Linked DNA regions of Homo sapiens: region 1 is linked to region 2. Evidence: chromatin loops called from intact Hi-C (ENCODE). Cell type or tissue: MCF 10A. All regions are shown on one strand. Links, peaks and the distances in the headings refer to the core of each region. The heading gives the core; the rest is flanking DNA.

What was found. Peaks named below come from ENCODE experiments on the same cell type or tissue, not always from the same donor. Only the 100,000 strongest peaks of a DNase experiment are listed, where the experiment ranks them.
Region 1: it touches region 2 in a loop (30-fold over the local background); 6 of 110 quality-filtered maps call a loop at or near these places.

What each region holds. Positions count from the first base shown.
Region 1 is chr5:172,693,695-172,701,424 of GRCh38, forward strand. LOC107986479 (a long non-coding RNA gene) reads right to left here and starts at 6,730. Exons shown (of 3, transcript XR_001742997.1): 1 at 6,422-6,730; 2 at 3,882-4,026. RefSeq lists enhancers at 3,953-4,112, 4,183-4,242. In MCF 10A, for the core only: a CTCF peak has its summit at 3,997 (motif pointing left); a DNase peak (open chromatin) is centred at 3,957.
Region 2 is chr5:171,908,406-171,916,135 of GRCh38, forward strand. It overlaps FBXW11 (F-box and WD repeat domain containing 11), which reads right to left. Exons shown (of 14, transcript NM_001378974.1): 3 at 5,938-6,000; 4 at 2,167-2,392. Among named protein-coding and RNA genes, the nearest start is that of FBXW11, 94 kb to the right of the region's middle. In MCF 10A, for the core only: a CTCF peak has its summit at 3,927 (motif pointing right); a DNase peak (open chromatin) is centred at 3,926.

The sequences.
Region 1 (7,730 bases), core at 895-5,894, 780 kb after region 2:
TTTCCTTCCCACAACGCTATGTCCTTCTACTGGACCAGGCAACATTTTCACAGACGCTATCTGATAATCAAAACTTTTTTGAATAAAGAAAAAAAGGTAGGGCCAGGCGTGGTGGCTCAAGCCTGTAATCCCAGCACTTTGGAGGCCAAAGCGGGTGGATCACCTGAGGTCAGGAGTTCGAGACCAGCCTGGACCACATGGTGAAACCTCGTCTCTACTAAAAATACAAAAAATTAGCCAGGTGTGGTGGTGTGCACCTGTAATCCCAGCTACTCAGGAGGCTGAGGCAGGAGAATGGCTTGAACCCAGGAGGCGGAGGTTGCAGTAAGCTGAGATCGTGCCACTGTACTCCAGCCTGGGCAACAAGAGCAAAACTCTATCTCAAAAAAGAAAAGAAAAAAAGGTCATATTAATCTAGGCCCACTGCATTGTAAGAGACTGAAACCCAATTTAAGAAAAAAAAAAAAAAGAGCGGGCAGAATGTACTGACTCACGCCCAGAACAGATCAGTCTAGCTTCAGGAACAGCTAGATCCGGGTATTCACATGATGTTGTCAGGCCTCTGCCTCTGTCTCTCAGTTCTGCCTTCCTCTGAGCTGATGGCACTCTCAGGCAGACTCTCCCTTTGCAGCAACCAGAACAACCTCCAGTGACTCATATCATGCCAGTTTAGTGACCCTTTAAAAAAGTTTCGGGAAAAGTCCCAGTGCTGTCTCTCCTTTGACTCCTTGGATCAAAAGCTCAATCCCTGAACCTGTCACATGCCCACACCTGATACAAAACTAGGTATGGTATGGCCCTTACCCTCAAGAACCAACCAATCTGGAGGGGAAGGCAGACCCCTAAACAGACATGTTTAGACCAGTGCACTTCTGAAGCTGTGGGAACGATCCAATTCAGGCCACGAGGGCTCGGGATCATTTAGCGATGCAGTTAGGCATCCTTCTTTCTCCTGGCCCTGTGTGTTCTTACCAACACCTGAGCCATGTTCCCTGGCACATCCAATTCCTCCTCCCATGCTGCAGTGCACACAGCCCGTGCGCTGGCCCTCACCAGCCCCTGCCACCTGCGGTGCACCTAGCCTGGTGCGGTGGGGGTTCACTATTGTGCATGCAAATCCCTTTTTCTCATTCCCTGAGTTCCTGCAGGACAAGAAATCCTCCAGAAAGATAATAATACCAGATCATTTAATAAGCACTTAGTGTGTGCAAAGGACATCCATGACATCAGTAAATCCTCACAACAGTTCTCTGAAGTGGCTCCATCATTACCTTCATTTTACAGGCAAGAAGCCAAGACTGAGAAGGAATCAGTAACTTTCTCCTACTTTATATGGCCTCTCAAAGACAAAAAGTTTCTTCGCTTTCTGTTTGTAATTATGTCCTTGGACCTAGACCCCCTGGTTCCCAAGTGCAAATGGGCCTAGAACATTTGCAGCTGTGATTTCACAGACTCCCACCAGCCACCCATTGTATTACGGTCCCATTTTACAGGGAGGGGAAGGGGCTGCCCCACATCACACTGCTTAGGAGCTGTGGGGCCAGGATTTGAACCAGGCCTGGCTCTTTCCACCACATCACAGCATGTCTGTGGGTACATTGTCAGGAGGAGGGGGAGGGAAAGGAGGAAGGAGAGTAAGAAGAAAAGGACAAGAAAAAAACAGCCAGATTCAGCACCTCGAAGGGCTTTTTCTAGAAGAACATCAGCTGTGTCCTGACTCACACAATGCCTATCCGTTCAATTCCAGGGACAGGGAATATTTGCTTTTCCCTTCAGGCTCTGATCTCCCAGCTCTTGGAAGCTCCCACACAGGGATGTGGAAAACACGATTATTCCAGGCATCGAGCTATGGGAACAGAACCCCGACCTTGGCTGTTAAATACACCTATGGAGAAGCTTCCAGAAGCCCAGCAGTGGGGTGTGTTGGGGAGGAGATGCATCAAAACGAAATGCCTCAGGCAGCCTGATCCCCTTTCGTCAGCCTCCTCCCCTCTCAGCTTGGGCCTTCCCAGGTCTAAACCCTTCTCCCCAGACAGACAGCCTGACTCTCCTGACTCTCCGACTGGCCAGCGAAGACCTTGGCCATCCTTTCAGGAGCATGTGGGCCTGCTTAGGAGGGCTGGGCCGGCCTAACTGAGTTCACATCCATGCTCTGCCCCAGCCAGCAGAGGACCTGCCCTCCCCACTGGGCTTCCTAAGGGTGCCTCTCACATACCAAACTTTACGTGAATGTGCCCCCTGTAGCTGCACGATGGGGATGCCCCCTTCTGAGCCTCCCCCTCGTGGCCCCTACGTGGGCCCTGTAAGACCACACCCTCCCTCAGCCCTTAGGAGGCTGCATCCTGGCATCTTAGCTCTGAGCTGGGGTTTCCAGTGTGATGGGGTCTAGTGTGGTGGGTGAGTTCCCTCCAGCTGAGGGGACAGGCCTGCCTGTGCTGTGGGATCTTGGGCAAGTTACATACCCTCTCTGAACCTCAGTTTCTGCAGCTTCGAAGGAAGAGGGGTGTCAAATTGTGTCAGAAAGTGGCTGGCATATAGCAGGTGCTAAATGTTTTTTAGGAGTATTCTAGACCCTGCTACACCAGCTACCCCTCGCCCATGCCCTCCCCTGTCCCATCTGGGCCAGGGGCTGCCTCCATCCTCCTACAACCTCCTGGGCCTCCCGTGCCACCTCAGTGAGCCTGCCCTGCGACACTGTCAGCAGCATCTGCAGGTGACGCGGCGCATCCCCGGCTCCCAACACAGGGTCTACCAAACAGGAGAGTCTTAGTGTGTACACCCCTCACCCACACCCAGCGTGGAATTTCTGGCATTAGCACACCTCCCTTCCACAAAGAATGAACCGGAGTGGTGATCTGCTGGTGGGGTCGTGCCAGGCCTCGGGGCTGGCCCAGGCCCCCGCCCCTTGCTTGTCTTGGTTCCCAGTCAAGAGCGCTGGCCCCAGGCCTGGGAGGCTGACCGACCTCAGACTCCAAGGGGAAAGCCACACTTTTGCTCAACTCCCAGGAGCAGCCCCGCATTCCAGGAGGGGCGTGGGAAGCACCAAGCCTTCCCCAACTGAGCTGAGCGGGGAGCTGCCTGCAGCCACGCTGGCCCCCCCAGCCTCAACGCTGGCCCAAGCCCACTTTGGGTTCCCCAGGGACAACCACCCCACCTCAGAGGGATGGAGATGGGGCTCTGAGAGATTGCCACGGCCACCCCAGGAAAGAAACACCAGGATGTTCCCAGGAACCCTCTCTGGCTTCCCCATCTGCCCGCAGTTTCCCACGCTGACTCCGTCTCCTTTTTCTGGTGCCACCCCACCCCTGATCAGCACAAAAAGAGTTCCCTACATGACTCTGAGCAATGGCAGACTCCCTTCTGCCTCTGTCCCTCTGACAGGTGGTCCCAGGGCTGTCTAGAACCTACTCCAGGGCCATCCCTCCCGGCTGACCTTGCTATCTTTCCACCCTGGAGTTATTTCATCTGGAGGTGTTATGAATACAGACCCGGCTTGGGGGAGCCTCCCGCAAGGTACTACCCGAGCTGGACCTTAGATGCTGGACAGCCCTTGGCAGGCAGAAGCTCCTCCTGAGCACTCCCTGCAGAAAGGAGCTGCCCAAACGCAGAAGCTGATGGGCCCCGTGCTGGAGGAGCCCTCCAGGGTGGGGGCAAAGGTCCCAAGAGACATTTGCCTTCTGCAACAAACCAGCCTTTCTCCAAGAGGTTCACACGACCCTGCTGGCTGGCGCTCCTGAGCAGGCTTCCTCCCACAGGGCAAGCTCCCCTTGGCCTCCCAGGAAAGGATGGACGGACAGGCAAAGGGCAATGAAACGGCCTGGGCTGGGAGTGATCCTGGGTAAGGGCCCCGTCCCCTCGGGCTTCCCTTTCCGCGCCCTCACCATAAGGGAGTGAAACTGAAAGTCCTGAAGTTCAGGGAGGTGGCTCGCCAGGCTCCTCGGCAGAAGGCGCGGGGATTGGACGGTTTCTTTCTAGAAGATGGAGCACTGTCGCTCTCTAGTGGCCACGGTGAGAAGTGGCAAAGACCTGAGCAGAAAGACATTGGTCAAGGTCCAGGTGCTGGACAGATTTACACCCCCTACCATCCCCCCGAGCGCATCCTGCAGAAGCCGCAACGACCGGGAAGCCAGACTCCTGCAAATGGCCTTGTGGATCTGGGTAACCTTGAGGAGGCACGTCAGGGTGACATTGAGTCTGGGTCTGGGGTCAAGTCTGCGTTTGGGGGTGGACTGGAGCTGAGGGTGTGGTGGGCTGGGGCTGGGGCTGGGAAAGGATCTCCCCGCCCCTGCAATGCTGGGAGGATGGCACATGGACACGACGTTTCTTTACTCCGGTCCTACTGACCTGACCCGCTCCGTTTAACCCGCACGTCTGACCCTGTGCCGGGCACATTAGAATAAAACAAGTAGGGGAGGAAAATGCAATATTTTTAAACCCTCAAAGATAGACAGAAATGACAATGCAGCTAAAACTGCACCTTTGGCCATCAAAAAAAAAAAAGTGCCTCCCCAGTGCTTGAGATATTTATGCCCCAGCTGGTTCAAAAGAAGTTTGCTCTGGGGCAGGGCACGGTGGCTCACGTCTGCACTTCTGGAGGCCGAGGTAGGTGGATAACTTGAGGTCAGGAGTTCGAGACCAGCCTGGCCAAAATGATGAAACCCCGTCTCTACCAAAAATACAAAAATTAGCCGGGCGTGGTGACGGGCGCCTGTAATCCCAGCTACTCAGGAGGCTGAGGCAGGAGAATCGCTTGAATCCAGGAGGCAGAGGTTTCAGGGAGCCGAGATTGCACCATTGCACTCCAGCCTGGGCAACACAGCCAGATTCTGTCTCAAAAAAAAAAAAAGAGAGAAGTTTGCTCTGGGTTTGTGACAAGCTCTGTAGATTGGAAACCTCTGTAGGTTCCGCCTTTCAAGCAGGAGTAGCAGAAACCCAGCACAACTGGCCTGTATCAGTCTCAGTGCAAAGTATTTACTGGCTGTGGGGTGCTGAAAGCTGTTGGACTAAATGGGTTGCGAATGATGATAGCACCATCCTCCTCTCTCACTGCCTCTGCACACGGTAGCCCTGGCGTGCCCAGAGTCATATTCTCCCAGCTTGAGGTCCAGCCTTACAGCAAGATCTGGGACTGTATCTCCCTGGACCAACTTCAGTACGAGAAGAATATTAACGATACGTTGTTAAGTAAAAAAATTTAAAAGCTACAAAATCATATATACCATATGATAACATTAAAATATACATGAACAATTAGTCATGGGAATAAAAGGCTGAAGGAATGTACCAAAATGTTAACAAAAGTCATCTGGATGGAAGTACAATGAGGGTGAAATAAAAGTGGTTTAATTTTCTTCTTTTGCTTCTCTACATGTAAGAAAAATTTTAAATTCTATAAGAAACATTTATTGTTATAATAAGAAAAAAGTTATTATTGTTTAATGCAACAAAGGCCTGGATAAGGACATAAAAAAAGAACTGACAAGAGGAGACAGTCCTCTAAAGACAATGGTCAGGCCAGCCGTGGGGCTCACGCCTGTAATCCCAGCACTTTGGGATGCCAAGGTGGGCAGATCACCTGAGGTCAGGAGTTCGAGACCAGCCTGCTCAACATGGCGAAAGCCCGTCTCTATTAAAAATACAAAAATTAGCCAGGTGTGGTGGCGGGCACATGTAATCCCAGCTACTGAGGAAGCTGAGGCAGGAGAATCACCTGAACCAGGGAGGTGGAGGTTGCAGTGAACTGAGATCATGCCATTGCACTACAGCCTGGGCAACAAGAGCAAAACCCCATCTCACAAAATAAAAAATAAAAGACAGTGGACAAAGTAGAGCCCAGTGAATTAGCAAATCAATCTAACACGACAAATCTCTGCTCTCACCATCCTCATTGCCAGGGGCCAGGGCCAGAAATGGAAGCAGATGTTACAACAGAATGGCCAGTGTTCTGGCGAGGGTAAAACCAGGACATCGTGGGAGCCCTGACTAACCTGAGAGGGTCAGGGGAGGTGTCCAGGAAGAGGAAACTTGGAGGAGCATTTTGAAGGGGGCGCGTGATAGCCTCCAGGTGGAGAAGAGGAAGGAAGATTGCCAGGCAGATGGAAGAGCACAGCGAAGGCCCAGGGGCAGCTTATTCCAGCTTGGGTGGCCCATCAGGCCAATAACCACAGTAACAACAAAAGGTATAGAAGAAGCTGGTTTGGAGAGGATGCTGAACTCCACCTTGAGGATTGCTTTTGAATATTTCTTTTTAAATAATTCTTTTGGCTTTCCTTTCCTCCCTCACATAAAATAGAAAACACGCTCTCAGCTGCTAAGCCTCTCCCCAGGGGTGTGGTTTGCCTAATAAATTGCAAAATTGACCTACTAATGCTAAGAAGTTAAGTCAAATTAAATCACAAGAGAATTTCCAAGGACCGCTTACCATTCCCTACTTGTCTGCCAGGGAAGAAGGCGCCATGCCCTGGGTGTGGATAAGATAGGAGCTCTGTAAGCTCTGTGACCCCAGCACAGCCATTGGCACTTGCTACCCTCGGATCTCCAGGAACCGGTGGAGAATAACCCCAAACCGCCAAGAGTTTGCCTCTCTCGGCATGCTCTGGCTCCAGTGAAGTTATGAGACTCCCACCCCTTAAAGAGCTTAAAGACCTTAAAGAGCCCACCCCTGCTGTAGAGAGAAGCGACAGCTGCCAGGCTCCGCCCACCCCTCCTTCATGGGTAAATGAGAAGGGCCCACCCCTCCTTCCTGGATAAATGAGGGTGTAAAGGGCCCAGCCCTTCTCTACGGAATGCCGGGGCTGCTTTGGGATGTGTGGCTCGGTGTTCACAGTCACCTTGGGAGTCAGAACCAGGTTCAGCCTCCGTGGCAGGACACCCAAGCTCTGTCACGTCTGTTCCTACGGCTCCTCCTGCCTCCCGCCTTACTCCTCCACAGCTCCCACAGCCGCCCTGCCCCTTTGTAGTGCCCCAGCCAGCTCGAGCCGCCTCTACAGAAGGATTGCTCATGGTTCTAAGTGTTAACTGAGTCTCCTTGACCCCTCGCATTTCCCGCCCCCCGCTCCCCGCCCCACCACCCCACCCCGCTTACCTAGAATCTTTCCCTCCCTCCCTACTCAATGGAAAGAGGCCTCAGGGCAGAAAGCAAACAGGAAGGACTCCGGATTTACTGCATAACTGATGCTCTCGGAGCAGCCTGGGCTGCCAGGGGAGCAGGCAGAATAGTGTTCTGCTCCTACTCCCCATCAACGCCTTGGCACTATACCTCTGGAACTTGGCCATGACCTTGAGTGAAAGGGAAGGCACCCCAGTGAAATGCAGTCTCAAAATAGAAATGAAGTTGTTGGGAAGACAAGCTCATTAAATGCATGCCTGAGTTTATGGGTTGAGACTCACACCTGTTGCACACAGGTGTCTGCCTCAGTCTGGAAGGTTCCCACCCACACCCCAAGAACACACACACACACACACACACTCACACTCACACAGCCTGGATCATGCCTCCTTACCTGCTCACCATCCAAACCTTGGTTTCCATATGACCTCCTCCAGAAAGCCTCCCCCGACAGACCTCACCCCTGCCCCCACATCACCGGGCTGGATTAATCTGTAAGCATTTTCTTCTCTGTCTCCTTCAGTACCTATCAGCTCCTCAAGAACAGGGACAAGATCTAGTTCACTGTGGCATCCCTATTGCTCAGAACAGTGCCTGGCACGTAGTGGGCACCCCACAAATA
Region 2 (7,730 bases), core at 1,467-6,466:
TCATTCACATCACCACCACTATAATCAAGATGTGTGATTCTGGGCATCTCACCCAATTAACTTCTCCTTGGCTTCCTAATCTACACAATGAAAAACAGGACTAAGTGATGGCTAAGATCCCCTTCAGCAATTAAATAGTATGATTCTAGAAAGAGAGGATTTACGTTTTGCTTTCCTAGAGATTCTAATGGAAGAAATGAGCAAGTCATGCTAGATTTCAGCATAAAAAGAACGGCAGTGTCAAATTTTTCTAAGCTAACTCTCAAATATCCTTAAAACTCCCATTGTAGAAGGTAAACTTACACGTTTTGGAAGAGAGATTAGAAATCAGAAGCTGGTTTGTCAATTTGCAGCCTCAGGTTTCAGGCCTGAGGCCTGAGCCTGGGTCTTGTTTGCTGTGGAAGTACTTAGAACATGAGTCTTGTTTGCTGTGGAAGTACTTAGAACACGGAGTCCTGATGTTCTATAAATCACAGATAGGCTAAGGGAGGAGCTACTCTTTAAGAAGCTATCCTGTAGCTCTGACAAGGGCTAGGGTTGTGGTAATGGTACTGGCTCATCCCTGGCTACTTCTAGGCTTATTTTGACATGGCAATTTTAACCACACACTACACTGGCCACATCAGAGGAAAACATTCTGGCCAGCATTCTCTATAGGAGTGAAATCTCTATATCTTACCTAGCCAAATTTAAATTGAGAATTTTTTAAAAAACAATATAGAAACAGAAAAAAATTCATGATTAATCATATTCAAAGGGGAGTTCAGCACAGTGGTGCATGCCTGTAGTACCAGCTACTCAGGAGGCTGAGGTAGGAGTATCACTTGAGCCCAGGAGCTCAAGGCCAGCCTGGCCCACACAGCAAGATGCCACCTCGTTGAGAAAAACAAAAAGGTGGTACAGAACACAGCAAATTTTAAATTATTTTTTAAAAATCAAAGGGAAATAAATAGGTGGAGCACAGTGAAACCATTCTGTAGGAGACTCTTAAGGCAGATATATGTCATTAGACATTTGACCAAACCCACAAAATGAATAACAGCAAGAGTAAACCCTAATGTAACCTATGAATTTGGGGTAATAATGATGTGTCAGCTTAGGTTCATGAATTGTAACAAATGTACTGCTCTGCTGTGCAATGCTGATAGTGGGGCAGGCTGAGGGAACGGGTTATGTGAATATGGGAATTCTCTGCATTTTCCCTTCAATTTTGATCTGAACCTCAAACTGCTCTAAAAATATAAAGTCTACTTTTAAAAATCAAAGTAAATTTAACCAGATGTGTGTGTGTGTGTGTGTGTGCACGTGCGCGCGTGCATGTACACACCTATGTGTGTATGAGACATATATGGGAAGACAGTAGTGAGGGAGAGGATGCAGAAACAGCTTTTGAGAAATATAATAAAGACATGCTACCAGTTTTCCCAATGTATTTTTGCCATTCCTTAAGTGCCACTTCAGATACAAATGAATGCCCTAAACTTTTGGGACACTTCCCAAACATACAAACTATGTTTGAAGGGAAAAGAGTACCAGTTTTTTTAAAATTACATACAAAGGCAAAGTGCAGACTCTAAACTACATCAAAATAAAAAGCATATCATTAACTCATTCAACAGACCAAATGAAGCAACAGTTATGACCAATAATGAACACTTTTTTTTTTTTTTTTTTTTTGAGACAGAGTCTCGCTCTTGTTACCCAGGCTGGAGTGCAGTGGTATGATCTCGGCTCACTGCAACCTCCACCTCCTGGGTTCAAGCTATCCTCCCACCTCACCCTCCTGAGTAGCTGGGATTACAGACATCTGCCACCACCCCCGGCTAATTTTTGTACTTTTAGTAAAGACAGGGTTTCACCATGTTGGCCAGGCTGGTATCAAACTTCTGACCTCAAGTGATCCACCTGCCTTAGCCTCCCAAAGTGCTGGGATTACAGCTGTTAAGCTACTGCGCCTGGCCAGGAATGAACATTATTAAAGATACTGCCTATATTTCCTAGATAGATACTAAATTATAATTCCTCGAGTTCCATATATTAAAGTATGCGTCCCAAAGAAATGCTGCCTCACACAGTACTCATTCAATCATTTCATAAATATCCACCTAGGTCCTTGGGCCGGGCATTCTTCAACTGCTCAGCTTTTGAAAAGACAAGTACAGTTACCTGGTAAAGCGGTAATAAAGTCCCGCTGCAACATGGGCTTCAGGTAAGAGTTAATATGTCCATGCTGATAATGACACATTCGTGAAATAAGATGTTCCACAAATTCCACTTGATCTGATTCAGACCACTGGTCAAAATATTTAATACACAAGTCTTTTTCTTTTTGATAGTTTCCTTCTGATGGCCTCTTTCTGGAGACGATCACAGATGATGTTCCATTACTTATCTATTTTAGAAAAACAAAAAAAAAATTAGTTTAACAAGGAAAGAAACCTAATTAATATTTCATTAGAAATATTTTTCACCCTGTGTATTTAATCTTAAAATGCCACTTTTACCCTAAAGCCAAACTCATTCCTTTACTAATTCATTCAGGAATTAAAAATGTATTCAGGGTCTGTGTCCTCAAATTAGTCACTACAGGAAATGCCAAAATTGTAGCTATTTCTAAAAGGCACCTTAAATTATCATTTTCCAATGCTTACTACAAAATGATGCTCCAAAGGTATATACTGGGTATCTCTATACACGGGATATATATGAATTATCATCTCCAAAGATAGCTAATGCTGGAGATAACCATCTTAGAGAAACTGCTCAACTTGGCAAAGTGGCAACTGATTATTAACAGTTTGTTTTACTTCCTCAAAGTTCAAAGTTAATGCTACATACATTTATGCTAATGGTTCTCAAACTTGAGCTAGCATCAGAATAACAGGAGGGATTGTTAAACACACAGATTGCTGGGTCCCACCCTAGAGGTTTCGGTTTTATTAGTCTGGAGTGGAGCCCATGAATTTCTATTTCTAACAAGTTTCCCAGCAATGCTGATGCCACCCGTCCAGAGACTACACTTTAGGGACCACATGTTGAGAACCACAGGTCTATATAACAAAGATAAGCTGTGTTGTGTTGAAACCTGAAAGCAATTCAATCCAAAAAGCTTCATTTTACCCAACAGTTTCAATCTCCTCCATACTTTCCCAGGGCTACTAATCTGGCAGAACGGTTTAGACTTTCCCATCCTTCTTTTGATTACCTTCTCAGAAAGTGACCCAAGGTAAATAAACCATGTATACCTGAAAAGCTCTGCATCTTACGTAGGTGGTTTATGGACAACTCACAGACTCTTATACTAACAATGCATTTCTCATCAAATCTTCCTACAAGTCCTTACATAAAATCAGTACATATTTTTTAAAACTGAAACTACATACACTGCATCTGGACAGTAACATTAAAAATAATCTCAATCACTAGACTCAAACCACAACTACTATGAAGTGCAGTAACCTCCCTGTCTAAAAACAAAATAACCTCAATACTTTTGTCAAACATTTGTCAAGCTATCTATTGACCACTATTCTGACAGCCTCCTCATACATAATACCAGAAAAAATAACACAAAAGATAATTCTAAGAACTGAAGAGCTGAATTACAAATACCTATTAATTCCGTTAGGAACTTATCTCAGGAGTCTTACATGGAATGAACCAAGAGCTTTCACTATCAGTATGTCCCCTAACTTAAAGTGGACTAAATCCATCCCAGAGAAAACATCCTTTATAAATATCCAAAGGAGTCTTCAGTTTTCCTTCACACAAAATCTTGTCTGAAGTTCTTATGTCCATATTTAGAGGTATGAGATGGGAAGGCATCTATCTTCCACTCAATTTATCCTAGCGCCCCACTGTCGAGGAATGTTTCTTCCCTTGTATCTTGGGTGAGGAAAAGCTCACTGACACCAGGTACCACCAGGGGGAAGCATTGAACAAGGATTTTGAAATTTTGCTTTTACTAAGACATTTGAGTCTTAACAGATCCAAAAAATAAGAGTTCAAAACAGAGATGAAAAGTCTTTGCTGTGATGAATATTGGCAAGAATAAGGGGCATCTAAGTTGCTTTAAGCATAAGAATGTCCACCACAATATAACAAGGAAAAGTTAGAAATAACTGCCCAATTACAGGCAACTATTTAAAACAAATTCTAACTCATCACCATTAAGAGCTATAATGTAAGCCACTAAAACTAGCATATAAAGTAAGATTTTGGCCAGGCATGGTGGCTCATGCCTGTAATCCCAGCACTTTGGGAGGCCAAGTTGGCTGGATCACTTAAGGTCAGGAGTTCGAGACCACTCTGGCCAACATGGTGAAACCCTGTCTCTACTAAAAATACAAAAAGAATTAGCCAGGCATAGTGGTGGGCGCCTGTAATCCCAGCTACTCAGGAGGCTGAGGCAGGAGAAATGCTTGAACCTGGGAGGCGGAGGGTGCAGTGAGCTGAGATTGCACCACTGCACTCCAGCCTGGGGTGCACAGCAAGACTGCGTCAAAAAAAAAAAAAAGTAATATTTTTATAGCAACAGAACATGCTTATGAAATAATATCAAGAAACAAAAGGCAAGATCCAGGATTTTATAAAACATTATGATCACAGTAATTCATGACAAGGGGAACACACCATGACAGAGTAAAGGATATACATCAAAATCTCAAAAGTGCCTTATCTTAAGAAAAAAAACTATGTATGCTTTCCTTCCCCCTTTATTTCTATATTTGATTCCAAATAACTTGCCAAAATAATGGTTCATAACAGGTTAAATATAATGATAACAACTTGCATTTGTGTACTGCTTTATAATTTACAAAGTACTTTCACAGCCATTAATTCATTTGATAAACAAAAGTGTTATTTTATTTACAGATAAGTTCCTAATCATCTGGCCTCCCTAGAGTGTTTGTATAACTATTAACTAGTTGACTGAAAGATAAATGAAAGAAAAACTGAAAGCTAAAGTGTGAAGAACCACTGCCAATTGAAAAATCATAGTAAATGAAGAGCATCCCACTGCAAAATAATAAACGTGGAGGGTACAAAACTCAGTCTGTACACAGTGTTAAGAAGAAAATAACAGCATGTGCACTATTCTATAGCACATTTTCAATATGCTATTTCCAGCCACGTGCTCAGCCCAGCAAGCTCTTCCTAGCATTGTTTTTCTTTGCTTCATTTCCTCTTAAATGTGTTGGATGCACTTTGTTCCTGCTAACTAATCTATCTTTTCAGTTTCAAATCAAATGAACCCAGAGAATTTATTTTTACATTATTATCTTCAGATTTAGATTTGTTTTGCTTTTAATCCTGTCTTCATGAAGGGGAAAGCCATGTGTACCAGCATGGTTGATAAACCACCAAATCGTGAAACTTTGCTTGCTCCCCAAACCCCCAACCACACACACATACACACACACACACACACACACACACACACACACACACACACACACACACACACACAACCTGGGAAATTGGGAAGAAAACTGGCAAACCTTAAACTAGAGCCAAGGGAGAAGGAGACAAGCTTAAAAGGAAAAGGCAAACCAATGGAAATGGGAGAGAAGAGTAAAGGTTGAGAGCAAAAGGAGAAAAGGTCATCCATGTATACACTGGTGTGTGGCATGGTGCCATTCTGGTGACAAAGGATGCCATCACTGTCCATCTTTGGCTTAGGCAGAGGCCACAGACAGAACATTTTAGGCTACAGCCAACTTCAGAATCTTTGTGGAAACTCCAAAATTATTTAGCATATTTGTAATGACAATTCCCTATGGAATGAAGATAAATTAGGGTGGATTCTGAAACTAGCAAAACTGCACAAAAGAAAACAAAATGCTTGGCTCTTGATTCCACTGAGGACATTAACTGAGGGAGCATCCTATCTACAGTAAGTCAGTTGCTATCTAATCTGTGCGCCGTCATTCCTACCTGCCAAAGAGTATTTTTCTTTGGGGACTCATCTTCATTTTGATCTTCCATAACTGAAGTGTTCTAGGGGGGGAAAAACAGGTTATTTGAATTATACCAAGTTTTGCAAATCCTAAATAACTACAATAAATAATTTTGAAAACCCAAACTAGAGTGTACCAATACAAACCCAAGAACTATTTGGCTTTGTGGCTAACACATGCCATTTTGGGTCAAGGGAGATGTGCTCATCTTTCATAAATCGATAAAGTTAGTGGTTAGACAAAAGCAAGCATAAAGTCATTATTTACAAAGGTTGGGTGTGCTTAGAAAAAAAGGCTAAATTGTGGGAGTAAGGCTGAGGCTCAACCTCCGTCATCACTGTTTTTGTACTTGTGACAAGAAATTCCAAAGACCCATGAGGTTTCCGATGATTGCACAAAACATTTACTAGAAGGTCTGCTATTCAGTAATGCACCCCAAGGAATCCGCAATTAGAAGTAGCAAAGCCTTGGAAGCCCCCCTGCCTTCGTCTTTCCTCCCCTGATAGCCTTGTTTTTCTGGAATGGCTTTGCAATCTCTGCTAGCAAGCATAGCGGGTGCCCCAACCTTCTCCCTGAAGAGGAGGATGCTGTTAGCCAGTAACAATCTGGCTTGCCTTGGGAATGCATTAGCTTTTGATTTTTGTGCTTACTGCACAAAGAGGTACTGTGTAATTATTCTTTCTGGTGATCCAGTCGCTCAATAGATGCCCATTAACTAGAGATTATACATGATTGGATTTTCCCTTTTGAAGCTCCCACCTAATGGCTAAATGGAAACTTAATGAGAAGGGGAAGTGGGCTAGTTGTGCTCTGAAAAGAGTAACAACTCATTTATGGATAGCAGTCTCTCTAAATTCCTTCCAAAACCTAAAATTATAAGACTGGGGTATAAAATTTAAACAACATTTGTCTCATAGTATTATTCAAAAGGATATTATAGATCTATTTAAGGTATCAGTGTTTTACAAGATCCTGTTTGTTGTCTTTAGGGAATAAGCCTCTCTCAAATTTTCCCTATTTTTCCTTTATGTTCTACAAGTCCTAAAATGTTTGGACTATTTATACAGTATTTCCAAACAATCCATTTGAAAATACCAATGTAGGTAATGATGTAAGAATCACCACTGAACACTAGCTGCTCTACAGGTCACAAAACTGGCTCTGATCAGGAATGCAGTATGATGGAGTAGGAAAGTCAAAGGCTTTGAAGCCAAAGAGAAGTTGGATTCCTGATTTGGTCACTCATTCTGTGTGTGTGTGTGTGTGTGTGTGTGTGTGTGTGTGTGAGCCTGAGCAAGTTCTTTTACCATGGGAACAAATACAAACACACAGAGTTGTTGTGGGGATGGAGACTGCCCTACACAATGCTTAGTGCATAATGGGTATTCCAAAAAACATTACTTCACTCTCCGATTTGAAGATGCTACTTTTCACTGTGGCATTATTCACAACAGCAAAGACTTGGAACCAACCCAAATGTCCATCAATGATAGACTAGATTAAGAAAATGTGGCACATACACACCACGGAATACTATGCAGCCATAAAGAAGGATGAGTTCATGTCCTTTGTAGGGACATGGATGAAGCTGGAAACCATCATTCTCAGCAAACTATCGCAAGGACAAAAAAACAAACACTGCATGTTCTCACTCATAGGTAGGAATTGAACAATGAGAACACTGGAGACACAGGAAGGGGAACATCACACACTGGGGCCTGTCGTGGGGTGGGGGGAGGTGGGGGGATAGCATTAGGAGATATACCTAAT